Regions from separate parts of the Homo sapiens genome. Here all the other regions are linked to region 3. The links are chromatin contacts, found by Hi-C or POLR2A ChIA-PET in ENCODE. All regions are on one chromosome and are shown on one strand. The core of a region is the stretch at or near the end of the contact, and the rest is flanking DNA. Distances in the headings are between cores, read along the strand shown. Region 1 holds the start of CUTC (cutC copper transporter). Region 2 holds the start of GOT1 (glutamic-oxaloacetic transaminase 1). Region 3 holds the start of LCOR (ligand dependent nuclear receptor corepressor). Region 4 holds the start of SLC25A28 (solute carrier family 25 member 28).

Region 1 (4,663 bases), core at 1,739-4,238, 2.9 Mb before region 3:
TGTTCCTTCTTAAAATATGAATTACTTTCTACCTTTTATTATTTATGCAGATAAATATCTGATCACTTCTACTTGACTTAGAGTTCCTAAGTTTGTTTTTTTTTTTTTTTTTTTTTTTTTGATACAGAGTCTTGCTCTGTCGCCCAGGCTAGAGTGCAGTGGCATGATCTCGGCTCACTGCAACCTCCGCCTCCCAGGCTCAAGCAATTCTTGTGCCTCAGCCTCCTCAGTAGCTGGGACTACAGGTATGTGCCACAACACCTGGTTAATTTTGTATTTTTTGTAGAGATGGGGTTTCGCCATGTTGCCCATGCTGGTCTCAAACTCCTGCACTCAAGCGATCTGCCAGCCTCGGCCTCCCAAAGTGCTGGGATTATAGGCATGAGCCACCACGTCTGGCCTCCTAAGTAAGGTCTTTATGTGAGAAATCTTTATCATCACCCACACCAAGCACAGTATCTACCATGGTACACAATAATCAAATATTTACTAAAAGCTGAATAATTACAACAAAATTAATGTATTTATATTACAAAGTGTGATGTAAACAGAGTTTTGAGTTTTTTTCCGGGAGCACATAATTTAAAAAAATGAACGAAACAATGCACACTTCATGTAATGACACTTACTAGAATGTTCCTCACATACTGGTAATGGTCACTTCTGGTGGGGTGTGATTTGAAATTATTTTTATTTTCTTCTTTTTACTTTTCTTTATTGCTTTATTTTTTCTACCCAATATTGCTTTTATAATTTAAAAAAGCAATTTTTACTTTGAAAAACAAATAAAACAAAAACCTATCATCTGCTAACATCAAACTGCAATTGCCTTACTTATTTAAGACTATCAGTCCCTGTCCGGCGCGGTGGCTCACGCCTGTAATCCCAGTACTTTGGGAGGCCAAGGTGGGCGGATCTGAGGTCAGGATTTTGAGACCAGCCTGGCCAACATGGCGAAACCCCATCTCTACTAAAAGTATATAAATTAGCCGGGCGTGGTGGCGGGCGCCTGTAATCCCAGCTATTCAGGAGGCTGAGGCAGGAGAATTGCTTGAACCTGGGAGGTGGAGGTTGCAGTGAGCTGAGATCAGGCCACTGCACTCCAGCCTGGGCGACAAGAGCCAGACTCCGTCTCAAAAAAAAAAAAAAAAAAAAAATACTATCAGTCCCAAACTGTGAAAGGGTTAAGTGTCAATCTATGCTCTTAACCAACAGCTCTGCATTATTAACTCCATGAGTTTCCTGGTAGCTACCAGACCAGCTGTCAGATCAGTGGCACTGGCCGATGCTGATGCTGCCGGGGGACTATTTGCCTCACACAAGAAAGGACCCTAGGCAGGAGAAGATGGAGAGATGTATAAAAAAGGCTATGACAGAAGGCAGAGCAAGGCAGTTGTCCCAAGCAACAAAGTTATAGGATCAAAGGAGAAGCAGCAGCAGTTCTCAAAGTGTAGTAGTCCAGAGAGCTTTGGGAGCCTCTGAGACTTTTCAGAGTCTGCAGGGCTACAACCGTTTTCTTAATAATTCTAACACTTTATTTGACTTTTTCACTTTAATTCTCTCACAAGTGAGAGGCGTTTTCTTTTTTGAGGCAGAGTCTCACTCTGTCACCCAAGATGGAGTGCATTGGCGCGATCTCGGCTTACTGCAACCTCCGTGAAGAGGCGTTTTCAAGAGGCTACTTGACATGTTAGACTGAATGAAGCAGCGGGCATGAGAATCCAGCTGTCTTCCATTAAGATATACTGAAGAAACTTGCAAAAATATATTTCCACTCTTTTGCTTTTTTTGTTGTTGTTGTTTAGGAATATTTCTTTTTCAAAAAAATATTATGTCAATATGTAATGGGTTTACTATGGTTATTTTCTAATCAATATTTTAAAATTTTGTTTTAATTTTATTTTTATTTTTTTGAGACGGAGTCTCGCTCTGTCGCCCAGGGTGGAGTGCAGTGGCGCGATCTCGGCTTACTGCAACCTCCGCCTCCCGGGTTCAAGTGATTCTCCTGCCTCAGCCTCCCGAGTAACTGGTATTACAGGCGCCTGCCACCATGCCCAGCTAATTTTTGTATTTTTAGTAGAGACGGGGTTTCACCATGCTGGCCAGGCTGGTCTCGAACTCCTGAGCTCAGATGATCTGTCCCCCTCGGCCTCCCAAAAAAAAATTTGTTTTAATTTCTAATACAGTCAAAATAGATAGATGTAATCCACATAAAGAAAAAATCTTTGAGGATTCTTGATAACTTTTAGGAAGGTTCCTCTTCACGGAGGAAGAGGGACTTGCCAAATTCTCTGGCACCTGCCATGCCATGCTACCCTGGCACTCAGGAAGAACTCGGGTCTTGGAGCAGCCACAAGCTCGGCCACTTGGTAGCTGCGTGACTTTGGGGACCAAGCCCCGTCCCCGCCGTGGCAGCTACAGGTAACTGCAGGTTAGGAACTGGGCTCCGCGCTCGACAATTAACTATCCCAGCGGAGTACTGGCTGCTGGTGCGGGCGGTACTGGCATCCTCGTGTGGCGACGGAAAAAACGTGAAGCTGAAGTTAACCAACTTGCACAAGGTCGCAGGGCCGTTATGAGGGGACCCCGGGACTCGAACCTTGGCTCCACAGCTGAGCCATTCTCGCTACCTGCCCCTCGTCACGCCCTCCGTTTCCACACCTTTAACGCCTCAAAGATAGAAGGTGCCGCCCAAGGGGCTGGAAGGAGCTGAGGAAACGACTCCAGAAGAAATCACCACTGACTACGACTCCCGCCGGCCCGCCCCGGGGAGCCTTCGGCCGACCGTCCCCTCCCCCGCCACCTTCCGCACCGGCCTTCCCGGACGGTATCCGCGCTCGTTTTCGCTCAGAGGAGGCCCCCTGCCTTTTCATGCTCCACGCGTTCCTCCCTCGTGCGCCTGCAGTTTCCACTTGGAATTTGGGCTCCGGCGCGCACCAGCTAAGAAGCGCGTCAACAGCTGCGCGCGCCCGTGCGCGCGTCCCCGACACCTACGCCCCAGCAGCCCCCGCGAAAGCGGAGTCGCAACGCAGGCGCACTTCTGTTCGCTCCGGTCCCCAGAGAAGGCGGGGCTCCCGCTGCCCGACCCGGAAGTGCTTCTCTTTTCCTTGGCGGAGGAGGGAGACCACAGAGCCCTGGGTTGTGGAAGAGGTGGCTGTTCCCTGTCATCAGTATGCAGCGATTGCTCTTTCCGCCGTTGAGGGCCTTGAAGGGGAGGCAGTATCTGCCGCTCCTGGCTCCTAGGGCAGCGCCTAGAGCACAGGTACCGCACTGCAGCGGACTCCGAGTCGCGGGAGCGGGGATGGAGTGAAAGGGCCGGGATAAAGATAATGTAGAGCCCCACATCACGTTTCCGGAGCTCCTTACAGTGCACTCACAACGCATAGGTTCAGATCAGAGCCCCTAGGTTCAGATCTGGAACATTGACCTGCTGTGTGGTATTGGCCAAGTTAATTAAACTTTCTGTTCTTCAGTTTCCTTATCTGTAAAATGGGGATAACAATACCTACTTTAAGGTTTGTTATGAGGATTACATTCTTTAATATACATCAGGCCTTTAGCACATGGTAAAAGCTGAGTAATTTTTACCCATATAGTTTATTTTTGCTTAAAAAGTTCCAAGTAGTCAGATGAGGAAGTATTACTGCATCCTACAGAGAAGGAAATTGAGGCTTAAAGTTACTTTTCTAAAGGTGACTCAGTTAATCAGAAATAGGAAACCGAGCATGGATCTTTGGACTCACAGGGATATAGTAAGAAGAGGGCATGCATTTGCTTAACTAGTAATTATTGAGTGGTTATTATATATTAGGAACTGGAAAAAGAAAGATAAATATTACAAGACTCCTGCCCTGGAGGAAGTCAGTTTATTCATTTGCGAAATCCTTATCATGGTCTCATTATATAAAGGAACAGTGTTAGAAACAAAGCTAGCAGAAGGGAGAGAGCAAGACTGACCGGACACTGCCACCCCAAAGCTCATAGTTTAGTGGGAGATACAAACAGATGAACCTGAAGGTAGAGTGATGTGCTGCATAACAACATTTTGGTCAACAACAGGCCACAGATACAGTCATGGTCCCATAAGATTATAATGGAGCTGCCTTTCCAAGTGTACCTTTTTTTTAAAAAAAAATCTTTTTCTCTAAATTTCTTTTTTAGAGACAGCGTTTTACTTTGTCACCCAGGCTGGAGTGCTGTGGCATGATTATAACTCACTGCAGCCTCCAGCTTGGAAATCCTGGCCTCAAGCATCCTCTTACCTCAGTCACTTAAGTAGCTAAGACTACAAGTGTGTGCCACTGTGCCTAATTTTTGAAAAAATAGAGATAGGGGGTCTCGCTACATTGCCCAGGCTGGTCTCGAACTACTGGCCTCAAGTGATCCTCTCACCTTGGCCTCCCAAAGCCTTGGGATTATAGGCTTGAGCCGTTGCACCTGGCCCCATTTTTAAATCTTTTATACCATATTTTTACTGTAATTTTTCTATGTTTAGATAAACAAATACCATTGTGTTACAGTATTCGGTACATAATATGCCATACAGATTTATAGCCTAAGAGCAATAAGTCATACCATATAGCTCAGGGGTGTAGTAGGCGATACCATCTAGATTTCTGTAAGTACTTTTTTTTTTGAGAGATGGAGTCTCACTTCATCGCCT
Region 2 (4,921 bases), core at 185-2,684, 2.6 Mb before region 3:
AGGGAGAGGATCAGAAAAAATACCTGTCAAGTACTATGCTTACTATCTGGGTGACAAAATAATTTGTACAACAAACCCACATGACAAGCAATTTATCTATAAAACAAACCTGTGCATGTATCCCGAACCTAAAATAAAAGTAAAAAAAAAAAAAAAAGCAGTTTACCATCTATGAAGGGTGTGGCAGATATGCAATGTTAATAATAGCTGACATTTAGAGAGTCCTTCTTACATGCAACTAACCACTTCGTAAATGTATTAACTCACAAACTCCCCACACCAACTCTGAGGAAAATACTATTATTTCCACAGAGCAGGAACTTCCACAGAGAGGTTAAAATAACTTGACTAAACCTGCCCAAATTCGTAAGCGGCAGCCAGAATCTAAACCTAGATAGTCCGGTCCCGGAGATAGGTTTTTAACCACAAAGGCATTTTCTAAAATTGTGAAAGTACAGAAGCACAGGAAAGAGACATTTTGGCCAGATAAGGGTTAAGGGAAGGCTTCATGGATGAAGTGGCATTCGCTCTGGGTCTTGAAGGTCAGCAGATGGAGAGGGCTCCTGGGGAGGAAGGACTCTAACGGGGAAGGAACAGCCTGACGAAGAGGAACTTTGGGTACCAGCCAGCTGACGACAGCAAGATCTGGTCCGGTGCGCGCGGGAGGAAGCTGGGAAGGGACGTCGCGCCCAGATCCCGAGGTCCTTGAGGACCAGGCCCTCTCTGCAAGGAATCGGGGAGGAAAATCTCAAACTATTAATAGAAGAGCGGCAAAAAGGAATTCGTGCGCACCCCTCTCTGTTGGAAGGACCTTCCCTGCCAGAGACCAAGGCTGGCAGGACAGGTATACTTCCCTCAGGGGGAAACAGCCGACAAAGGTGGTCAAGGTCGCCCGCGCAGGCTCCGGAGCTGCACGTCCTGGACGAACACTCCCGTCCCGAGCACAGACGCTGGGTATTTGGCTGCCAGCCCGGGCCCGCCAGGCCGGGCCTGGCACCGCCAACACCTGCTCGGCGGGAACAGGAAGACCTGTGTTCGGGAACTCCCTCCGGCCACCTCCCCGTATCCTCCTGGCCCTCGAAGGTCGAAAGGTGGCCTCTCAGGGACACCCGCCGCTCGCTCGGCTCCTCCCCTCAGCCGGGAGACCCAAGGAATAACAGCCTCTGCGATAGGAGCACGCTCTACCAATCAACCGTAGTCTTCGCCCACGCCTCAGCCGGAGGAAATTGCATTGGTTGCATCATTCTCGGCAGCCGATAAATTGTTTTCTTGGATTGGCTAATAGCGTTCCTTCTCCCCTGTGCCTTCGTCGTCAGAAGCTGGCGATTGGTTAATCGCGTTGCCAAGCTTTGGACGCGGCTCGACCATTGGAGGCCGCGGGCCCGCCCCCGCCGGCTAGGTGAAGGTGAGTGTCTCCTCCAGTCGCAACGGCCAGACCTGACCTGCCAGCTCCGGGCGTGGGGTGAAATCTCTTGATTCCTAGTCTCTCGATATGGCACCTCCGTCAGTCTTTGCCGAGGTTCCGCAGGCCCAGCCTGTCCTGGTCTTCAAGCTCACTGCCGACTTCAGGGAGGATCCGGACCCCCGCAAGGTCAACCTGGGAGTGGGAGGTAAGGATGTAGTGCTCTGGAGTGTGAGCAGCTCGGGGAGTGGAGCGGACCCAACCCAGGTCGTGGAGACTGTGGGAGAAGCCGAGGCCCAGTGTGGCGCTGCCTGAAGAGGGCGGCGCCGGAGAGGAGGCTGGATCCACGAAGGCTTCCTAAAACCTGCCCATTTTACAGATGCAGGTGTGGAGTCCCTGGAAAGGGGCGATGTGTCCGAGGCCGCACAAACCAGGTGTAGCAGCCAAGACACAAACTCAGTCTTTCCGATTCCCCATTCTGCCTTCTTTATACTGCATCCTCCTAAGAAATGAGGCTGCCGGAGCTTGTAGAGAGAGGTAGAAAAATAGGAAGCCTGATAGGCTTAGGGTTCTGGTTGCTAGGAAATGGGTAAAGGAGAACTTTTAACGCTAGAAAGCTCTGTTCTGAGTCGGTAAATATTTGAGTGACCACCGAGTATCAATCAGCCACCTTATTAAGCTTTGTAGGGGGAGACTGAGGCTTGATTTTGCCCTTAAGGATTTAAAAATCTGCTGGTGTTACACAATGCTTTGAGACAGGTTAATGCTGCCCCCGGGGGGTCTGGGGAGATGGTTCTGGCCGTCACAGATGTGGTAGGAATGGGTAGAGATGGTGGAAAGGAGTGGAGAGAAGTATGGATGGTAGAAGCTTACTTTCCACACATCCTATCTTCATTTCTTGATTCAAGTGATTCTCTTCTGTACCTTGGACAGCTCAGAGCATGGGCCTCAGTTTCCCCATCTGCCAAGAAGATTTATATTGGAGTGCCTCTCAAATTTTTTACCCCTAACCCTCTCTGATGAATTTGTTATTCTTCTCACTATCATTTGGATGTTTGAAGCCCCACAGACACTTATTTTCTCCATTTGGATTTTGCCACGTGCAAAGACCAGCCAGAGAGATGAAAATGGGTAGGATAAAGTCTTATGCTAGGTAATAGACTTAGAATAAAAGGACTAGAAATTGTGGAAAGAGAAGGTGGAATCATTTTGTAGCAGAGTGTGACATGAAGGACGCTCAGAATCAGGTTTCTCATAGATAACGTTTTGTCTGTGCATAGCATTTGTTAAAAAAAAAAAAAAAAAGTCGGCCGGGCGCGGTGGCTCAGGCCTGTAATCCCAGCACTTTGGGAGGCTGAGACGGGCGGATCACGAGGTCAGGAGATGAGACCATCGTGGCTAACACGGTGAAACCCCATCTCTACTAAAAATACAAAAAAGTATCCGGGCGTGGTGTTGGCCGCCTATAGTCCCAGGTACTCGGGAGGCTGAGGCAGAAGAATTGCTTAAACCCGGGAGACGGAGGTTGCAGTGAGCCGAGATCGTGCCATTGCACTCCAGGCTGGGCGACAGAGCGAGACTCTTTCTCAAAAAAAAAAAAAAGTCTTCACTAAGGAGTATGGGGAGGGGTAAGGAAAAATCCATTGAAAAGTGATGGTTTGTTGAAGCGGGTAATTTGTTGAAGCTGGATGATGGGTACATGGGCATACGTTATATTATTCTCTCAGCTTTTGTATAGGTTTGAAATTTTTCATCATAAAGCTTTTAAGATAAGTCAGTACTACATAGTTTGGCCCATTGAGGGAAAATGATGTTTTTAGCAGGCAACTGAGTGGGAGAAATGTTGAAAGATTGCCTCAAATTGAATTTGAATGGACACCATTTGGTCTCTTAATTTAAAACCAGTCCAAAACCTCCAAGCGTTTCTTTGCAGCGGGATGTATACAAAGAACTAGTATTACTGTCAATCTAAATACATCTTTTTAAAACGTCAGATTTTGCCTGCCACGGTGGCTCACGCCTGTAATCCCAGCACTTTGGGAGGCCAAGGCAGGTGGATCACCTGAGGTCAGGAGTTCGAGACCAGCCTGGCTAACATGGTGAAACCCCATCTTTACTAAAAATACAAAAATTAGCCAGACGTGGTGGTGCACACTGGTAGTCACAGCTACTTGGGAGGCTGAAGCAGGAGAATCGCTTGAACCTGGGAGGTGGCGGTTGCAGTGAGCCAAGATCACGCCATTGTACTCCAGCCTGGGTAACAGAGTGAGACTCCGTCTCAAGAAAGAAAGAAAAAAAAAAACAAAAAACCACGTCAGATTTATTTTATTAATTCAATTTACCTTTGAACTATCTTACAGGGTTTCTGTGAGGATTAAGTACATTTAAAGTGTTTATAGCTGTATTTGGCACATAAGTAGGATTTATATAAGTGTTAGGTATTACTGTTATTGTTGTTTTGGCATTTCTTTGAGTGATTCTCATAAAAGATATTGAATAAAAATTTTCAGTTCAAGAACTGCAAAATGAACTAATTTATGACCTTGGTTCAGAAATAAACTGCTCCTGCAGAGAAAAAGCACCCCGACAGCACAGGCCAGAAGCAATGGACTCAGAATTGGAGTCATTGACTCAGACGGCCACCTCAGCTGTGAAGGTGCCTTTGTCATGTTTTCCAGGAACTCCAACTCCTTACCATGAGCAAATTATTTATGCATGTAATCTCACTGAATGCTCACAACTCTGGAGGGTGGTTTATTACTATTACTGTTTAGAGGCAAGGAAGCCGAAGACTGGAGAGGTGAAGCAATTTGCCCCAGGTCATTTGACCACTGGGTGGTAGAGCTGGGAATCCAGGCCAGGTCTCTCAGGCCTCAGAGTCTCTGCCCACACCTGTATTTCAGGTACCTCCAGGTGGTAGCCAGTACACTGTAGTGGGAAGAGCCAGGAGACCTAGGTACAGGCCCAGCACCGTGGTCCAGCCATGTGACTTGGAAGGGTTGTTTAACATCCCTGGGGCTCATCTGTTAAATGAGGAGCCAAGATTGAATGACCTCTCTCCCAAATTCTACTCTTAAGATTCTACTGGGCCAGGCATGGTGGCTCACGCCTGTAATCCCAACGCTTTGGGAGGCCGAGGCGGGCGGATCACGAGGTCAGGAGATTGAGACCATCCTGGCTAACACGGTGAAACCCCGTCTCTACTAAAAATACAAAAAAATTAGCAGGGCGTGGTGGCGGGCGCCTGCAGTCCCAGCTACACGGGAGGCTGAGGCAGGAGAATGGCGTGAACCCAGGAGGCGGAGCTTGCAGTGAGCTGAGATCGCGCCACTGCACTCCAGCCTGGGCAACAGAGTGAGACTCCGTCTCAAAAATAAATAAATAAATAAATAAATAAAAAAGATTCTACTGTACTAAAAGTCAACTCCACAATTCACTAGCACATTCTATGACTGTAGCGTAGGATAATAATTTTACTGGCCTCATCAGTTGTCTGAGGATTAAATGAATAATTATATG
Region 3 (4,632 bases), core at 1,323-3,822:
AGCAGCAGTAACTAACCACTAACTAGCAATGACTGAAAAAATGGGGTCCTGAGGCAGGAGCCCAGGATTAAATGCAAAGAGAATTAGAATAAGATACACTAATTAAAACCATCTAAATTAAAGCAACATGGAACTCAGAAAATCTACAGGACAGGACTACATTATAAATTTAAAAATCTTTCAAAGACTAAAAAGCCCTGCTGAAAAAACCAATCACTAACAAATGTAAAACATACAAGAACTAAAAATTCTTCAAAACAATTCCAGCATTTGATACTAACCCACAATTCTGAAAACGCATTAATTTCATGCTTCTCAAAACCTGCTATATGCTCTCTTCTATGATAGTCCGAAATACCAAGTAATTCAAAAAGTACTTAAACCGACGTAACATTTTAGTACATGCATAATAATACTTTGAAAGAATAAAACAAGCAGAGATAGAGCAGAGTACAGGATAACTGATAGGCAAAAGGCTGTTTGTTTCCTGGAGGGCAGCACTGGTCTTGGATTGGCAGGAGGGGAATTTTAAAATATATTCATGAGACGAATTATACCAAAAAACTGACTCATGCCTTTATTATTTGCACAAGCATATGTTTGAAAATGCACTTTTAACCTTTGGACAACCAAACTGGTATCAGATACCTTAAAGCATTGTTGCCTATATTAATTTCGGTGTTACAGTCTAAATCCTTAACGAAACTCACGCTATACATTTTCGTAATGAAACCCTGTAGAAATGGAAAGGCGTATATTCTTTAAGTAAAGGTTACCTGATTTTTCACTTGTTTAAAGTTTCAATTTTGCTTTTTAATCTATTATCGAAAACATCCCTTGTGGGACATTGTAAAGGGCAGACCCTCCTGTCAAGCCAGAAGGCTCAAACACAAAGACACTGAGCTAACCAAGTGCTGTAATTCTTCCAAACTGAGCCTCTCCACACCCCCTCCACCCTTCCCCCCAACAGATATGTCTATTAAATCAGTGTCTGTTCTCCCCCTCGCACAACAAAGAGAACTTCTCACCGCATGAAATTGCCGCTGAATGGACACCAGAAAGCAGGATTTGCATAATTCCTTCCAACGAAACCCTGTCGGGAAGGAGGGAATGAGGGGCCCAAGCGAACGGATAGACTCTCCTAGATTCTGCCGGGAAAGACCTGGTTCCCAAGAATATTCCCCTGGGGGAGAAGGGGCTGGAATTCTGGGCCTCCCCGAGGACTGGGCGTGGGGGACAGCGGACGACGAGAGGGCATCTCCCCACACACCAGCAGCACCGAAGCAAAGACGGGGAAGTAACAATGCTGGAGGACAGGAGAGTCAGACACAAGGATGGACTGGGGCTAGGGGGCGGCGGGCGGAGCGGAGACACCACACGGGCCACTTACTTTTTGGAGGGGGGTTAAATATATGAGTTAAGCCCTTATGGTCCCGCCGGCCGCCGCACAGAGGGAAACGGGACCTTGGGAGAGAAAAACAGACAAAACACACAGTGTGAGAGGCGCAGCTCGGCCGCCCGGCCCCTCCCGGGGCGCCCCCGTCCGCGCTCCCTCCGGCCCGCAGGGAAAAAGCCACCCGAGGGCGGCCCAAGGTCCGGGAGGCGGGGGGCGGACGGGGCATTCGGGCGAGGCTGCGGCTCCGGCCAATCCCCGGGAGGGGACGAGAGCGACCCCCGCCGGGGCTCCTCGGTCGGACCCGGTCCCACCCCCTCCTCCCGCAGCACGACACCGAACACAAATACGCACACACCGACCCGTGCGTCGAGGATTAACTCCCCGGCCACCGCCGCCCGCTGAGGAAGTGCAGCCGCTGCCCCCCGCGGCCATGACACCCCACTTGGCTCGGTCAGGCGCACCCGGGGACTGTGACAGCTCCAGCTCCCTCCGCCCCCATCTCCACCTCACGCTTCGCACACGCCCGAGCGCCGGGCGCCCGCCTGCAGCCCGCCGCGCGTGCACGCAGACCCGGGGGCGCGCCCCGCGCGTGGGGGAGGGGTGGCGCAGGAGGAGGACGGCGGCGGCCACAGCGCGGGTGGGGGCCGAGCACGCCCGCGCCCCTCGCGCCTCCCCCAGTACAGCGGCAGCGCCGCGAGGCGAGTCGCCACAATAAGCCGGCGGCGGCGCCGGGGCGCCGGGCCTGGAGCGGGAGCAGGGGCGGGAGCGGGGAGGGAGGGGAGCGAGCAGGCGGGGATGGAGAGCGGGAGGGGGAGGAACCCGCGCTCCCGCCGAGAGCCAGCCCCGGGGAGGCGCGCGGAGGGGAGGGGCCGGCGCGCGCTCGGCCGAGCAGGGGAGCCCGCCTGGAGGTCGCGCGCGCTCACACTCCGGGGGGTGGGGGAAGGGGGGACGCTCGAGCCAAAGAGGGCGGGCGGGCCGGAGCAGCAATTGCCACTTCCCCAGCTTCCTCCCTGGTCTGGGGCGACCGGCGGCGGGGCGGCCGGAGGGGCGGCGGCGGTCGGCGGAGGGTCTCACCTACACAGTGAATGAGCTTGTGGCGCCACGAATCCAGTTCTTGCCGAAAGCCGCGTCTCTCAACGGAGCATTGCTGCCGCCTACACACCCTCGCCATCTTCTGCCGCCCGCCCGGCCCAGCCTCCGCCGCGGCCCCGCGCACGCCCAGCCGCGTCGCCCGGGGCCGCGCACGCACCCGCGGCCCGGGCGTCGCGCCTCCTGCCGGGGGCGGTGCGGGGGCAGGGCCGGCCTCACCTCACCGTGGCCCCGGCGTGGCCCGGGGGCGGCCTGGGCCCGCTCACCCGCCCCGCGCGCCGCCCGCCGGGCTGCGATCCCGCCGTCCTTCTACGCGGCTGCCGCCGCCTCTGGCCGCCCGGGACGGCGCCTTCCCACAGCCGGAAGTCAGTCCCGCTGGCCCCGCGCCGCCTTCGCACTGTCCCCCAAGGCCACGGCTGCCCCCGCCCTCCCCGGGGCTTTTTGTTTTTTACGCCAGCCCCATTTATCACTTCCAACCTGCCTATCGCCCGGCACCAACTGTTGCAAGTTCCGTAATAACTGCTGCTATGAACTTCTCCGTCGAAACTGCTCCTCCCCAGAGCCTGTTTAAGAAGCAGAAATAAGAATAAATTCCCGGATGCCGGTGGATGCACTGACCTCTAAGATTTTCAAAGGTGAAGTGGATACACGTTATTAAGTCATTGGGAGACATCGCCAACATTGGGAAACCTAGTAAAAAGTGGAAATCGAGCGTTTTAAATAAAAAAAAAAAAAGGTTTCTACTAGCAAGACTGATCGTAGGCGAACTTCTCAAGGAATTTTGGAATATTGTGCCAAAGTGAGAATATTTAATATTTCCAAAAGTAGACTTAACTAGGAATACTTAAAGCAGAGACTATTGGAAATGCTTTAATTTGGGATTTCAGGAAAGGGCTTGAAGAGAAATATTTTATATGAGCAAGCCTCTTGGAATAATTGAATCACCTTAATTTTGTCACTGTTACTTCGAAGAGAACGAGAAGAGAGAAGATGGGAAACGAAAGGAGAAAGGGAAAAGAAATGGGGTGGAAAGAAAAAAGCAGAAGAGATCGCCCTATACCAGTAGGCCTAGTACCCTAGGATTCTGGCCTCTTTCTCCCACCTTTGGTGTTTAAGATTAAGGACAGTGCATTCCTGCTTTTAGAAATTTAAATTTAAGTTTGAAGACTTAATTTTAATTACTGTAGTAGGTAAAGCAAAGTCGTTAAATACTTGACATCAGGATCCCATTGGAGTATTGATTTAGGTCTTTTCAAAGGTGGTGGTCCTGGTTCTCTGCACCAGCCACTGGCGGAATGGCGGAATGGTGTATCTACCAATGAACAGATGGACTGGGTGGGCCTCGGGTACGGGTGGCTTGAGATGCAAATGCAAGGGTAGGAAGGCACCTTCCCCCCCACCACTCCCAGCCCACCCCGCCAATCTTAAAACATTGATCTTTATAAAATTCGCAAACGTCCCACAGGATTTCATTGGCTTAAGAGTATTGTCAAATGAAGACGCCAGGAAGTATTGAGTTTCTGGGTACATAATACTGTCCTGAGTGTTGAAGGAAGAGGACTAATACGAGATTTTAAAAAATGGCTGTGGACAACCATCCTTCAGGTGTGATGGCAGGACATCTTGTATCACCTGAAACTTCCTTTTTTCGCCGCTAGGTGGTGGGTGTGAGTCTTTTGCGGCCTTTAAGTTTCTACGGTGTTTGGAGGAAATACGTTTCAGTTTCAAATAAATGAACAACGTGTAACTCTAAGATGAGTAAATAATCAATGTGTTTTCCAACCACCCCAAGTTAATTTGTTTAAAAAACAATCAAACCAAGGGTAATAATTCCTCGACATAATCTCTTAGTCCCAGACATATGGATTCAGAGAATCCTAGAGGCTTCAGAGATCAATTTTGTAACTTAAGATATGAAATTGGAAGCCCAGACAAGTAAGGTGATTTGACCAAGATTACATAGTTGCTGGGTAGAGAAAGGGCAACAAAAGCCAGGAGACAAGTTTCCCAATTTCCAATTTAATGCTAGTTTTACTACTCTACTCTGAGTTCCAATTTCTGCTTCACTTATTTTGAGTTGGGAACTAACTCATGGTTGACCTATCACAAAGACCTATTTGGAAGAAAGGATAGGGAGGCAATAGTAA
Region 4 (5,177 bases), core at 737-3,236, 2.8 Mb before region 3:
TGTGAGACCTATTCATTTCTCAAGCTAAATATGCTAGAGAAAAGGAGAGACTGAACATGCTGTGGGGGAGAAGTTCCTTTTAAAAAAATTTTTTTGAGACAAAGTCTTGCTTTGTCACCCAGGCTGGAGTGTAGTGGCATGAACACGGCTCACTGCAGCTTCGACCTCCCTGGCGCAAGCAATCCTCCCCCAAGTAGCTGAGACTACAGGTGCACACCACCATACCCAGCTAATTTTTGAATTTTTGTACTTTTTTGTATTTATTATTTTGTAGAGACGGGGTTTTGCCATGTTGTCCAGGCTGGTCTCGAACTCCTGAGCTCAATAAATCGTCCCACCTCGGCCTTCACAGTGTTGGGGTCACAGGCATGAGCCACTGCGCCGGCCAGGGAGAGGTTAACCAGGTTAATGGACCCCTAGGGTGTCCACATGGCACCTTCAGGGACTCTGAAACGCAGAAATGATATGCAAAATTTTGAGTGCACACAGGGGATGGGAGGTGGAAGTAGGAGAAGAGAATTCGTAGTTTTATTATTTTCCAAACGGTCGCGACCTAAAGGTTAATAACAACTGCTGAAGAGAGTAGAAAAAGTTTTTAAAAAGGAAGCCCAGAGAAGAGCTAAACTTTAGAAAGAAAAAAGGAAAACATCTTTCCTATCCAAGGAAAACCTATGAACAGATGGAGAAGTCCACAGTTGCATCATCTGGGTAAAACAGAGAAGACAGAGCTGGAAACCGCGGGCAGCTTGTGCCAACACGCTCGGGGAAGGCAAATGGAAGAAGACGCCCGTGCTCCCTAGAGCAGGAGGTCCTAAGGCCGGGAATCGCTGGCCTTGCCTCTCAGGACCCGGGCTGACCCGAGGGAGGGAGAAGCCCTCATCGCCAGGCGGGGGACCCATCAGCGCGCCGGCTCAGGGACAAAATACTGATGCTTCAGACTCGGCCAGGCCGTGCGTCCGAGCTTCCCCACAGCCGCCGCACTTCCCTGCTGCCTTTGGGATGCGGCCTCCAGCCCCGCCTCGCCACCGGCCGTCATCTGTGAATCATCCCGCCCATTTCGACATCTTCCTCCCCCGCCTTCGGCTCTTGGCCTGGCGCAGAGCCCAGTGACAGCCGGGGCCCGGGGAACCTCATTCATTCAACACTTGTTGGGTTTACTCTGCGAATGTGGATGCGAGGCTCAGTGCCGGGCGCTGGGGCCTGAGGAGCACCGAGTCCGGCCAGAGGGCCCAATACTCCAGACCCGACCAGAGTCTAGCGGGCCGCCGCGGTCCCCCCTGGAGGTGAGGCGGTTCCCAGCCCGCATGTCGCAACGGCTTCCCGGACAGGCTGCGGGTCGCGCCAGCCAGGGATGACCGGCCCAGGCCGGCCCCGCCTCACGCCCGCGACGAGATCCCGCGGGAACACGGCTCTCCGGGGCCAGGGCCGCCCGCTCTCCAGCCACGCGTCTCAGAATTTGAGGAGCGCACGGGAGCGCGGGTCGTAACGGCGCCCGTCAGCAGTTTGACGTTGAAGGCCTGTCGCCGCCCCGCCCCCGACGCGATCCCGCGCACAGGGACCGCAGCTCTGCAGGCGCTAGTGAGGGGCCCGAAGTCGGCCCCTAGAGTCCCTGGGCGCGTCGCTCTTTCTGTAGCCAATCGGGGACCGACGTGGTGCGGGCCAATGGCCGCGGTCAAAGTATCAAGAGTGGTTGAGCCTATCAAAGTTCAGCCTTAAGTTTCTCCCGCCCTTCTAAAAGTCAGAGGCGGGTTGATCGCACATGTCGGCCAATCAGTGACCAATAAACAAGAAGCTTCTAAGATCAAAGGGGAAAAGGTGGGATGTAGGCGCTAGCAACGCCTCAGGGCGGAGGAATGACAGGCGACTTCGCTAATACTACCGGCTGATTTTTCGTACGTAAGGAAAGGGGTGGGTCTAACTTGGCGTCTCCACCAATGGTTGCTTGGGGGGCGTGTCCGCGGGGCCAAGCGGGAGCCGGAGGCCCCGGGCTCTCTGGGCCGCGCCTGAGGCGGACACTACGGGGCCGGGGGGCGGCGGCGGCAGTGGTGGCAGCGGCGGCGGGGGTGGGCGCCGCAGCTGGCCCGGGTGGATGGAGTTGGAGGGGCGGGGTGCTGGCGGTGTGGCGGGGGGGCCGGCGGCAGGGCCCGGGCGGAGCCCCGGGGAGTCGGCGCTGCTGGACGGGTGGCTGCAGCGGGGCGTGGGCCGGGGGGCCGGCGGCGGGGAGGCCGGGGCCTGCAGGCCCCCGGTACGACAAGATCCGGACTCCGGCCCGGACTACGAGGCGCTGCCGGCTGGAGCCACTGTCACCACGCACATGGTGGCAGGCGCCGTGGCAGGGATCCTGGAGCACTGCGTGATGTACCCCATCGACTGCGTCAAGGTGAGACCTGCACCCGGCTTCGAACCCGACCTGGGGCTGACCCGACCCCTGGGTCTTGTCCGGAGCCAGGATCCCGGCTGAGAGCCGGAGCCGACATGGGTTCCTTCCTGGCTCCTGCCACTACCACATGATTCGAACCGACACTCCATTCAAGCAAGGTCCCAGCTGGGAGTTGATCCCAGTCAGGAACCAGGACCTATTTCTAACCGTCAGTGAAATCTGAATCGGGACTCAGGATCGAAAATCTGTCAGCCAAAGCCCTGGACCCCACCTGGGACTAAACAGGAATAGGGTGGGATGGGGTATCCCGAAGCTCAGGTAAGTGCTACTAACTCGATTAAGGTGAAGCCAACTGGCGTGAACCAGACCCTGAAATGGATCTAACGGCTTGAGATGTTTTCTGGGCTAGTGCTTTTACAAACTCCTTGCTGTATCTTCCCTTACTGACGGGGCAGGAACCCGAATCTGGGATCTCTCAGCTAGATAAAGGACTTACATGTTAAATCTTAACACATGAGTGATTGGAAATCATTGTGCAGTGAGAATGCAGAATTCCAGACTGGAAGTAATGTGGGAAAGATCGTATTCAGGAATAGGTTTCAGTTTCTCTGTGAAGCAAGCATGATACCCCACCTATTTCCTGAACATGAAAATTGAGCTGGGATTAGGACTGTATGTTCAGGGAGCACATCAGCCTCCAAACAAGAGAGATGAAACTGATAGCATATTTCTTTGGCCACCTGAAGTTGGCAAAAAGGGAGAAGTTGCCTAGAAAGGAAGTGTGACGGTATTAGAAAGTAGATGTAAGTATGAAGAAAATGGAAAGAGATCAACAAGAGGACACGATTCTTGTGAAAGTAAAACTAATTGCATTCACAACCAAGCAGGATGATTTATGTGTACTGAAGTCAGGTCCTTCTGAAGAAAGCTGGGTGAAGAAAGAAACAGATTATTGTTCTTTACAGTTCTTATTCTTGTACATTAGTAAAGGTGCCAGCCATTAAAGGTGAGGACTGAATTGAGGGAGAGGTAAACTAGAGGGGACTGTTGATATGACAAAGACCGATGCCTCCTTTACATGTGAAGGGTAATAGTCAAACAGTGACCTGGCAGCTTTTTGATGTATGTTTTCTCTTCAAATCAGGAAAGTGTTATGTATTCAAAAGGAGGAGAGAATCAACTTGGGAAAGGCAAAGTAGATCCCTTTTACTTCCCTTTGGTTCCAGTACTGTTTCATGTTTTTCATTAGAATGTGGATAAGGAAATGGGGGGAGCGCTCATTAAGCTTTGTGAATGACAGCAAACTGGCAGGAGTATTTTAACACAAGGTAACTCCTAACAAGGGCCATATCCATTGAAAACGGGGTAAATGCACTTGACTAAAATGGACATTAGAATGTTAAATGTCCTTGTCAATTGGGAGAAATAGAAATAAACTGTAAAATCCATGAGAGAGAAGTAACAACATTGAAATGTAAAACAAGTATAAATAAAAAAGATGCACACATTATATGTATAGACTCTAGGTTGAATGACTTGTGAGTTAATAATGCCGTATATCCAAAAGTTAATATAATCTAGCTGCAGAGTAACCTCCCTAGACTTAGACTGTGAGTAGAGTGCAGGGTTTAGGATGCTGTTTTTCTGGATGAGTATTGAATGGAAAACAGATCAATGAAAACAGTGAAAATTATGTAATGGCTTGAAAAATACAGTGTAATAATTTGTCTTAGAAATATTACTGTAACTTATCAATTTAACCACTGTTCCATTATAACAGAACGGGAGGTTATCTCCTTACTCCATATATTTACATAGTGCTATTGTTGCTATAAACATTTTATAAATCCCTGTTAAAAATGCTTCTAGAATATTTGGGTGCATGTCCTTAAGGGAGGCAAATCTTTGCCCTGTGACAAGATGGAATTGATTTTGCAAGAACAAAGACTATTCAGAATCAAATATGGTGAATAAAGTGGGAGGTCAAAATGGGTAATACTGCTTGGCATCAAAATAAGGTGGGACTGGAAAGCAAGGAGACTGCTTTACTTCTGAGGCCTATAAACCCGTTGAGGAAACACCTCTGAAAGAGAAGTTCCAGAAAGGTTTTGCATAACCACAGCTTTGCTGGAATAAGTCAATTGTAGCCTTCCAAGGTAACTATTTTGAAGAACAGTTCTTACTCATTTACATAAACTTTGGAATTTTTGTTTTTTAAAAATTAGTCATACAACATAGCAGTTATGCCTGAAAGCCCTCTATTAAGGAAATAATGATTTGAGAAAAAAATGCTCAGGAGTTGTCAACAATACGAAAGCTTATTTTAGAAGGCTCATTTTCACTTGCACTTAATGCTGGGATTTAAATGACTTAGAGGGAAGAACTAGGTGAGGCCAGTATGATTTAGTGTCAGTGAGTATGTTAAACACTTTTGTGCAGGCATGAAAGTAAAATTCAAATCTCTTCCTTCAGAAAAGACTTCCCAGTTTGCTTGTCCCCAGCAGCTATCCTTCTTCTTTTAATAAGTGGATGAGTGGGGAGGAAAAGCAGCCCAGTCTTTAAGACTGGAGGCAGATATCCATGTTGTTGGAGCCTAAAGGGCAACCACAATGTTTGCAAATGAAAGCTGACATTGCCTTTTGACATGCAGGCCTGTCCATCCTCAGCTACTTATCAGGGTCAAGTTGACTTTAAATATCCTTGAGAGGGACCATGAGAAGTCAGTGTAGCCTTGCTGGATCATGGTTATTCAACCAGCTATTTCCATGGCTATAATGGAGAGGCTTGGGAGCCCAGA

The links. Hi-C counts contacts between places; a loop is a spot of excess contacts on that map. ChIA-PET counts read pairs that join two places held with the same protein, here RNA polymerase II (POLR2A). Pooled maps may share reads with other maps.
Region 1: a loop to region 3 is called in a map of CD8-positive, alpha-beta T cell, with 24 times the contacts of the local background. The contact joins the promoter of CUTC here to the promoter of LCOR in region 3. A Hi-C loop is called at or near these places in 4 of 168 maps with a recorded cell type or tissue (CD4-positive, alpha-beta T cell, CD8-positive, alpha-beta T cell and naive thymus-derived CD4-positive, alpha-beta T cell) and 11 of 50 pooled maps.
Region 2: a loop to region 3 is called in a map of naive thymus-derived CD4-positive, alpha-beta T cell, with 6 times the contacts of the local background. The contact joins the promoter of GOT1 here to the promoter of LCOR in region 3. A Hi-C loop is called at or near these places in 1 of 168 maps with a recorded cell type or tissue (naive thymus-derived CD4-positive, alpha-beta T cell) and 6 of 50 pooled maps. POLR2A ChIA-PET finds 5 or more read pairs at or near these places in 1 of 52 experiments (PC-9).
Region 4: a map of CD4-positive, alpha-beta T cell shows a loop between it and region 3 (5-fold over the local background). The contact joins the promoter of SLC25A28 here to the promoter of LCOR in region 3. A Hi-C loop is called at or near these places in 2 of 168 maps with a recorded cell type or tissue (CD4-positive, alpha-beta T cell and naive thymus-derived CD4-positive, alpha-beta T cell) and 8 of 50 pooled maps. POLR2A ChIA-PET finds 5 or more read pairs at or near these places in 1 of 52 experiments (PC-9).

What each region holds. Positions count from the first base shown.
Region 1 is chr10:99,730,559-99,735,221 of GRCh38, reverse strand. CUTC (cutC copper transporter) reads right to left here and starts at 2,988. Exons shown (of 9, transcript NM_015960.3): 1 at 2,813-2,988. The coding sequence starts at 2,873. It overlaps COX15 (cytochrome c oxidase assembly factor COX15), which reads left to right and starts at 3,095. Exons shown (of 9, transcript NM_078470.6): 1 at 3,095-3,262. The coding sequence starts at 3,173. RefSeq lists an enhancer at 3,174-3,393.
Region 2 is chr10:99,427,137-99,432,057 of GRCh38, reverse strand. It overlaps GOT1 (glutamic-oxaloacetic transaminase 1), which reads left to right and starts at 1,434. Exons shown (of 9, transcript NM_002079.3): 1 at 1,434-1,610. The coding sequence starts at 1,493. GOT1-DT (GOT1 divergent transcript) reads right to left here and starts at 1,122. Exons shown (of 5, transcript NR_183993.1): 1 at 793-1,122. RefSeq lists enhancers at 854-1,283, 1,464-1,513, 1,534-1,593.
Region 3 is chr10:96,830,238-96,834,869 of GRCh38, reverse strand. It overlaps LCOR (ligand dependent nuclear receptor corepressor), which reads right to left and starts at 2,572. Exons shown (of 8, transcript NM_001346516.2): 1 at 2,471-2,572; 2 at 1,391-1,464. It overlaps LOC102723665 (a long non-coding RNA gene), which reads left to right and starts at 2,412. Exons shown (of 1, transcript NR_135921.1): 1 at 2,412-4,238. RefSeq lists enhancers at 619-1,332, 1,333-2,048, 2,049-2,763, silencers at 1,510-1,749, 1,790-1,849, 1,890-2,609, 2,620-2,669, 2,690-2,989 and a cis regulatory region at 4,025-4,224.
Region 4 is chr10:99,617,248-99,622,424 of GRCh38, reverse strand. SLC25A28 (solute carrier family 25 member 28) reads left to right here and starts at 1,986. Exons shown (of 4, transcript NM_031212.4): 1 at 1,986-2,380. The coding sequence starts at 2,090. It overlaps SLC25A28-DT (SLC25A28 divergent transcript), which reads right to left and starts at 1,580. Exons shown (of 1, transcript NR_186534.1): 1 at 507-1,580. RefSeq lists enhancers at 430-1,011, 1,012-1,594, 2,178-2,760 and silencers at 1,246-1,405, 2,136-2,295.